Regions from separate parts of the Homo sapiens genome. Here region 1 is linked to region 2. A link is a loop called in an ENCODE intact Hi-C map of the cell type or tissue named here. Cell type or tissue: heart right ventricle. All regions are shown on one strand. Links, peaks and the distances in the headings refer to the core of each region. The heading gives the core; the rest is flanking DNA.

Evidence for each region. Peaks named below come from ENCODE experiments on the same cell type or tissue, not always from the same donor. Only the 100,000 strongest peaks of a DNase experiment are listed, where the experiment ranks them.
Region 1: a loop joins it to region 2, with 2.1 times the contacts of the local background. A loop is called at or near these places in 4 of 110 quality-filtered maps.

Annotation. Positions count from the first base shown.
Region 1 is chr20:36,029,444-36,032,255 of GRCh38, forward strand. It overlaps CNBD2 (cyclic nucleotide binding domain containing 2), which reads left to right. Exons shown (of 12, transcript NM_001365709.1): 12 at 914-1,257. The coding sequence ends at 1,205. Among named protein-coding and RNA genes, the nearest start is that of NORAD, 20 kb to the right of the region's middle. In heart right ventricle, for the core only: no CTCF peak of the experiment used is centred there; a DNase peak (open chromatin) is centred at 998.
Region 2 is chr20:36,083,610-36,086,421 of GRCh38, forward strand. No RefSeq gene overlaps it. Among named protein-coding and RNA genes, the nearest start is that of NORAD, 34 kb to the left of the region's middle. In heart right ventricle, for the core only: no CTCF peak of the experiment used is centred there; no DNase peak of the experiment used is centred there.

The DNA of each region.
Region 1 (2,812 bases), core at 39-2,538, 54 kb before region 2:
AAGATGCCGGAGGAGGACCCTGGCTTGCAGTGTTTGCTGATTTCCATAGTGTAAATACTCCCACCATGGCCAGTTTCAAACTACCAACCTGCTGCCACAAGCATGGAGTTGAGAAGAGGTGCACACGGTCAGCTTTCATGAGCGGGTGGCAGCTGGCTTTGTCATATTGCTGATGCTACAGGACTAGCTTGTAGCCATGCTGACCTCTGAGTTTTTTCTTAAGCCAATCTCTATGGATCAAAGTTGACTTTATCTTTGTCGATATAATCTGGCTGGAAGAATGAATGTTCTGACTTGTTAATGATGTATTCAGCTTGTCTGCTTAGGTAAGAGAGTACAGGTGAGTTAGTTGAAGCTTTATACCACCTTGCCTTGCTGTGGTCTCAGGAGGCCTCAGTCCTTCTTCCACCTTCCTCAGCCGCACTTACTATGAGGTGAGGGGGAGGGCAGAGCCAGACCACCATGGCCAGTCCAAGGCAGCCACCAGTCTACCTCCTGTCTCTACAGACCTGCCTGTGCTGGACATCTCACGTAAACCGAATCATGTAATATGTATATACCACACTTTATCCATTTATCAATATAAAATGATTAAGGAGCTATTTTACTTTCTAAGTTCTGTGTTCTAAGTCTGTGAAATCTGGTGTGTATTTTACACTCACAGCACATCTCTATTTCAGACTGGCTGCATTTCAGGTACTCAGTAGCTACAGGTGGCCCATTGCTACTACATGAGACAGCACAGGCCTAAGGGAAGAAAACTGTGGAAAGGGAAAGGGTGCAGAAGGAGAGTCTGGGAGGGTCAGAGAAGCAGAATGAAGCGCCACATGCTTAGGGAGGGGAGAGTGGCAGGAGGCAAGGCTGGAGGGGCGGGACTGGCATGAGAACCTCGGCTTCTGTGCCTGCCCTTTAGTGATGAAGATATGTGCCAGAAGTTCCTCCAGCAGAACAGCTGGAATATCTTTCGGAAGGACCTGTTGCAGCTGCTCGTGGAGCCTTGCCAAAGTCAACTGTTCACTCCAAACCGGCCCAAGAAGAGAGAGATCTACAACCCTAAGTCTGTGGTCCTGGATTTGTGCAGCATCAACAAGACGACTAAACCTCGTTATCCTATTTTTATGGCACCCCAGAAATACCTCCCCCCATTGAGGATTGTCCAAGCCATCAAAGCACCTCGGTACAAAATCCGAGAACTCTTGGCTTAGTGTAAGAGCACAGGGGTCCTTATTTAGGACAAATAAAGGATGGTGGATTGGGCGCTGTGCTTTCTGAATGACCACCATGGGAGCTGTGGGACTTGGAGGAAGGGGGCCTGGAGGGCTGAGCTGTGGGTCCACAGAGGTGTTTGGGGGACAGCAATGGGGGCACAGTCTCCCTTGATGCTTGAGGGCTGGGCTGAGTGAATGGATGGTCAGAGGCTGTGTGTGGACGGGTTAATCATTGGGCATAGGTTCAGGGTAGGAGGGTCTTGTCTGATAAGCTGGATGTGGGGGAGGCTCAAATCAAAGTGGTCAAGACTAGGGTTGCAAATGCCTTCCAAGGCCACACAGGTCATCTAAAGGAGGGCAGCAGAAGGGCTGGGAAGGCAACGGGGAATGGTGGAGATGCTGGGGCCCACTGTGTAAGTTCCCCATCCAGATGGGGCAGCTGCCCCTTAGCCCAGTCAGTTGCTGCCCTGTCAGAAAATAATTCGGGCCTCATATCGTCAGTCTGTAGATTCTTCAAGAGAATCAAGAAATTCAATATTTTAGATGATTCCTACCAGTTTTTAAACATGAGCAACTAATTCAGATTGTTTTCAAATAGTGTCAAACAAAACACACATGGGCCTGCAGGTGGTGGGCTGGGTCCCTGTCAGAGAGTGGAAGTGAGGCTGCGACTGATTGGGAGGAGGGTACAGGAGCCAGAGAGACGCTGATGGGACAGCATGACAGGAGCAGGCATCAGGTCCAGGATGAGGAGTGAGTAGCTGTGATAGAGGAGGTGGAGACAAGGAGGCTGCAGAGTCTGAACGAAAGAGGGCTCCTCACTCTCTCTGCTGGGTCTTTAATCTGGAGCTGCCCAACACTGATCTGGGCCTACAACTCAGGGTTCCTGTCTCCAGCAGCCTCAGCACCACAGACCAAGCTCCAGACACCTCTTTCCCTTCGAGAACCCCATAGGTTAGCCTGAGAGCACTGAGGAGCCTGGCGGAGGCCATGGCGGCACAGGAGCCTGCCCGCTTCCAAGTCCCCCACCCTGTCCCTGGCAAGGCATAGACTCTGAGGAATGCCTGGGCGTTGAGCTGGGCACCAGGAGCTCTGGCAGTCCCAGGTGTGCTTGTGTCTCACTGGACCCTCTTGAGCACTTTGATTCCCTTATCTGTACCTCAGTTTCCCCAGTGGTGAAATGAGCAAGTTGGACAAGATCAATGGCTTTCATGAATGGGGGTGATCTAGTTTGAAAAGCATATTCAACATTATAGTTTTGTTTGTTGAATTTATTTTTTATTTTGAGACAGGGTCTTGCTCTGTTGCCCAGGCTGCAGTGCAGTGGCACGATCATAGCTCACTGCAGCCTCGAACTCTTGGGCTCAAGCAATCCTCCTGCCTTAGCCTCCAAAGTAGCTGGGAGTACAGGTATGCACCATCACGTAGGGCTAATTAAAAATTTTTTTTTGTAGGGACAGGGTCTTACTGAATTGCTCAGGCTGGTCTCAAACTCCTGGCCTAAAGTGATCCTCTCACCTTGGCCTCCCAAAGTGCTGAGATTTCAGGTATGAGCCTGATACGATTTGGCTGTGTCCCCACCCAAAATCTTATCTTGAATTGTA
Region 2 (2,812 bases), core at 4-2,503:
GCATATAATCAAGAAATAACCATAAAAATGGGCAACAAGCAGCCCTGGGGGTTGCTCTGTCTAAGGAGTAGCTATTATTTTATTCCTCTACTTTCTTAATAAACTTGCTTTCACTGGGCATGGTGGTTTATGCCTGTAATCCCAACACTTTGGGAGGCCGAGGCGGGTGACCTGAGGTCAGGAGTTCAAGACCAGCCTGGCCAACATGGTGAAACCCCGTCTCTACTAAAAATTCAAAAATTAGCCAGGCATGGTGGTGGGTGCCTGTAATCCCAGCTACTTGGGAGGCTGAGGCAGGAGAATTGCTTGAGCCTGGGAGGCAGAGGTTGCAGTGAGCTGAGATCGCGCCACTGCACTCCAGCCTGGGCGACAGAGTCTCCATTCCCCCCATCCCCCCAACTCCAAAAACAAACAAACAAAAACACAACTTGCTTTCACTTTACCCTATGGACTTGCCCTGAATTCTTTCTTGTGCAACATCCAAGAACCCTCTCTTAGGGTCTGGATCCAGACCCCTTTCCAGTAACACTTCTGTTTTTCTGGAGAACTCAGAGTAATACAATTTGTGACTGCGTCTTGTTAAGGAACTATTTCCCTACCCTGAGGTCCTGAAGATGATTTTCTTTAGTTTCTAAAGATCATAAAGTTTTGCTTTTCAAATTCAGGTCTTTAATCTAACCGGGGGTTATTTTAATGTATGCTACAAGGTAGGAAGCCATTTTATTTTTTTTCCAAATGATTAACAAGTTGTTCAGTGTTATTTTAAAACAATCCATCTGTATTAGTTTCCCAGAGCTGTCATAACAAATTACCACAAGCTGGGTGGCTTAAAACAACAGAAATTTATTTTCTCACAGTTCAGAAGGCCAGAAGTCTGAAATTAAGGTGTCAGCAGCACTGGTTCCTTCTGAAGATTCTGAGGGAGAAAACCTCCCATGCCTCTCTCTTAGCCTCTGGCGGTTGCCAGCAATCCTTGGCTTGTGGACACATCACTAATCTTTCTCTCCATCTTCACATCGTTTTATATTCTGTTTCCCTGTGTCTTCTCCTCTTCTTATAACGACACCAGTCATTGGATTTAGGGCCCACCCTAAATCCAGGATGAGTTATTCTTAAAATCTTGAGCTAATTACATCTGGAAAGACCCCATTTCCAAATAAGTTAATATTCTGAGGTTCTGAGGGGACATGAATTTTGCGGGGTACACTATTCAGCCCACTATATAGCATCATCTTTTGCTACTCTTTTGCAAATTCTATTTCTGTTGTTTATCCAGTGTCCATTTATGTGTGGGCAGAGTGGTCATTTTATAATATAAATCTCTGATGAAATGGTTAGACATTTTTCATGAGATAATCTTATTTAATCCTCACAGCAGTGCCGTGAGGTAGATGCTACTAAAATCACCTACTGTTGAGAGGTGTGCCAGTCAGCATTTGCTAAGTATGACGTGATAACAAACAACCCCAAACTCTCAGTGACTTACAAAAAGCCAATTGCTTTCTTCATCACATTACACATCACAGCTGTAGATTCACTGCAGCTTTGCTCTGTGTCTTTTCATTCCAGGGTCCAGGCTGAAGGTGCAGGCCCTATCCAAGACACAACATTTCCAGTGGCAGAGATAAAAAAGTAAGATTTCAGACTCAAACATGCAATGGCACTCCAAGTTTCTGCTTCGAACTGGCATGTATCTCTCTAGCTCACATTTCATTGGCCAAAGGAAGTCATGTGGTTAAGCTTGACAATGGGCTGGGGAAGTGCACTCCTTCCTCTGGAAGGTACACAAGTCACATGGCAACTGGCTAGGATGGATAATTCTCTTACTGGCCAAGGGAAGGGCAAATAATGGAGAAAAATAATACGTCAACCACAGGGGTTGAGTAACTTTCCCAAGATCAAACCACTGGGAAGGGACAGAGGCAGATTCAAACTCAGACAGTCTCCAAAGCCATAGTGAACTCCATGGCTCCCTACTGCCTGTTAGATGGAATCCAAATATATTTAAGCTTTAGGGCATTCCTGCAGCCTGGAGGGCCCTTCTACCTAATTTGTGTGCTGAATTCACTCTTTAAGGCTCCACTCCAATCTCAACTCCTTGGACTCACTCTTATTTGTCATGTGTTCCCTCTGCTCTAAGGCCCTTGTACAGTGTTCCCAAATGTTTGCAGTATTTTGGGATGAAAGGAGTGAGGGGCACAAGCTGCAAGTGGACTGTGCTCCTGAGGATGAGAGCACTTTGCCTACTTTTCCACCCCTCTAAACTAAGCTTAGTATCTTGTGCTTGGGTGACTCTGACAGGTCAGCCCCGCATGACTCACTCTGTAAGCCTTCAGCGCGGGTCACCACAAGGTCCTGGTTTAGGGTGTGTGAGTTGGTGGGTGGGGAGGGGAGGTGGAAATTAACTTTCACCTTTCAGGAACCTTTCCCTTCCCCAGGAGAAGGACAAGTGTAAGTCCTTCCCTTAAGTAGTCTGGGCAAGTCTCTACTCATCACTCCTAGGAGGACTGGGGAGGTCCTGGAAGGTGCAGAGGAGGAAGCTCTGAGAAGTAGAAACAGCACCAAACTGCACCATAGAAGACTTTACTAATTTGTCCAAATGACAGAATTTACCTTCTCTGAGCTTCAGTTTCCCCAGCTATAAAGTGGCAACAACACTGATCTTGCCCTCCTCCCTAAGTTGCTACAAAAAGACATAGTAAAAATCTTTAGGGTGCCGGGCAGGGTGGCTCACGGCTGTAATCTCAGCACTTTGGGAGGCTGAGGCAGGCAGATCACCTGAGGTTAAGAGTTCGAGACCAGCCTGGCCAAC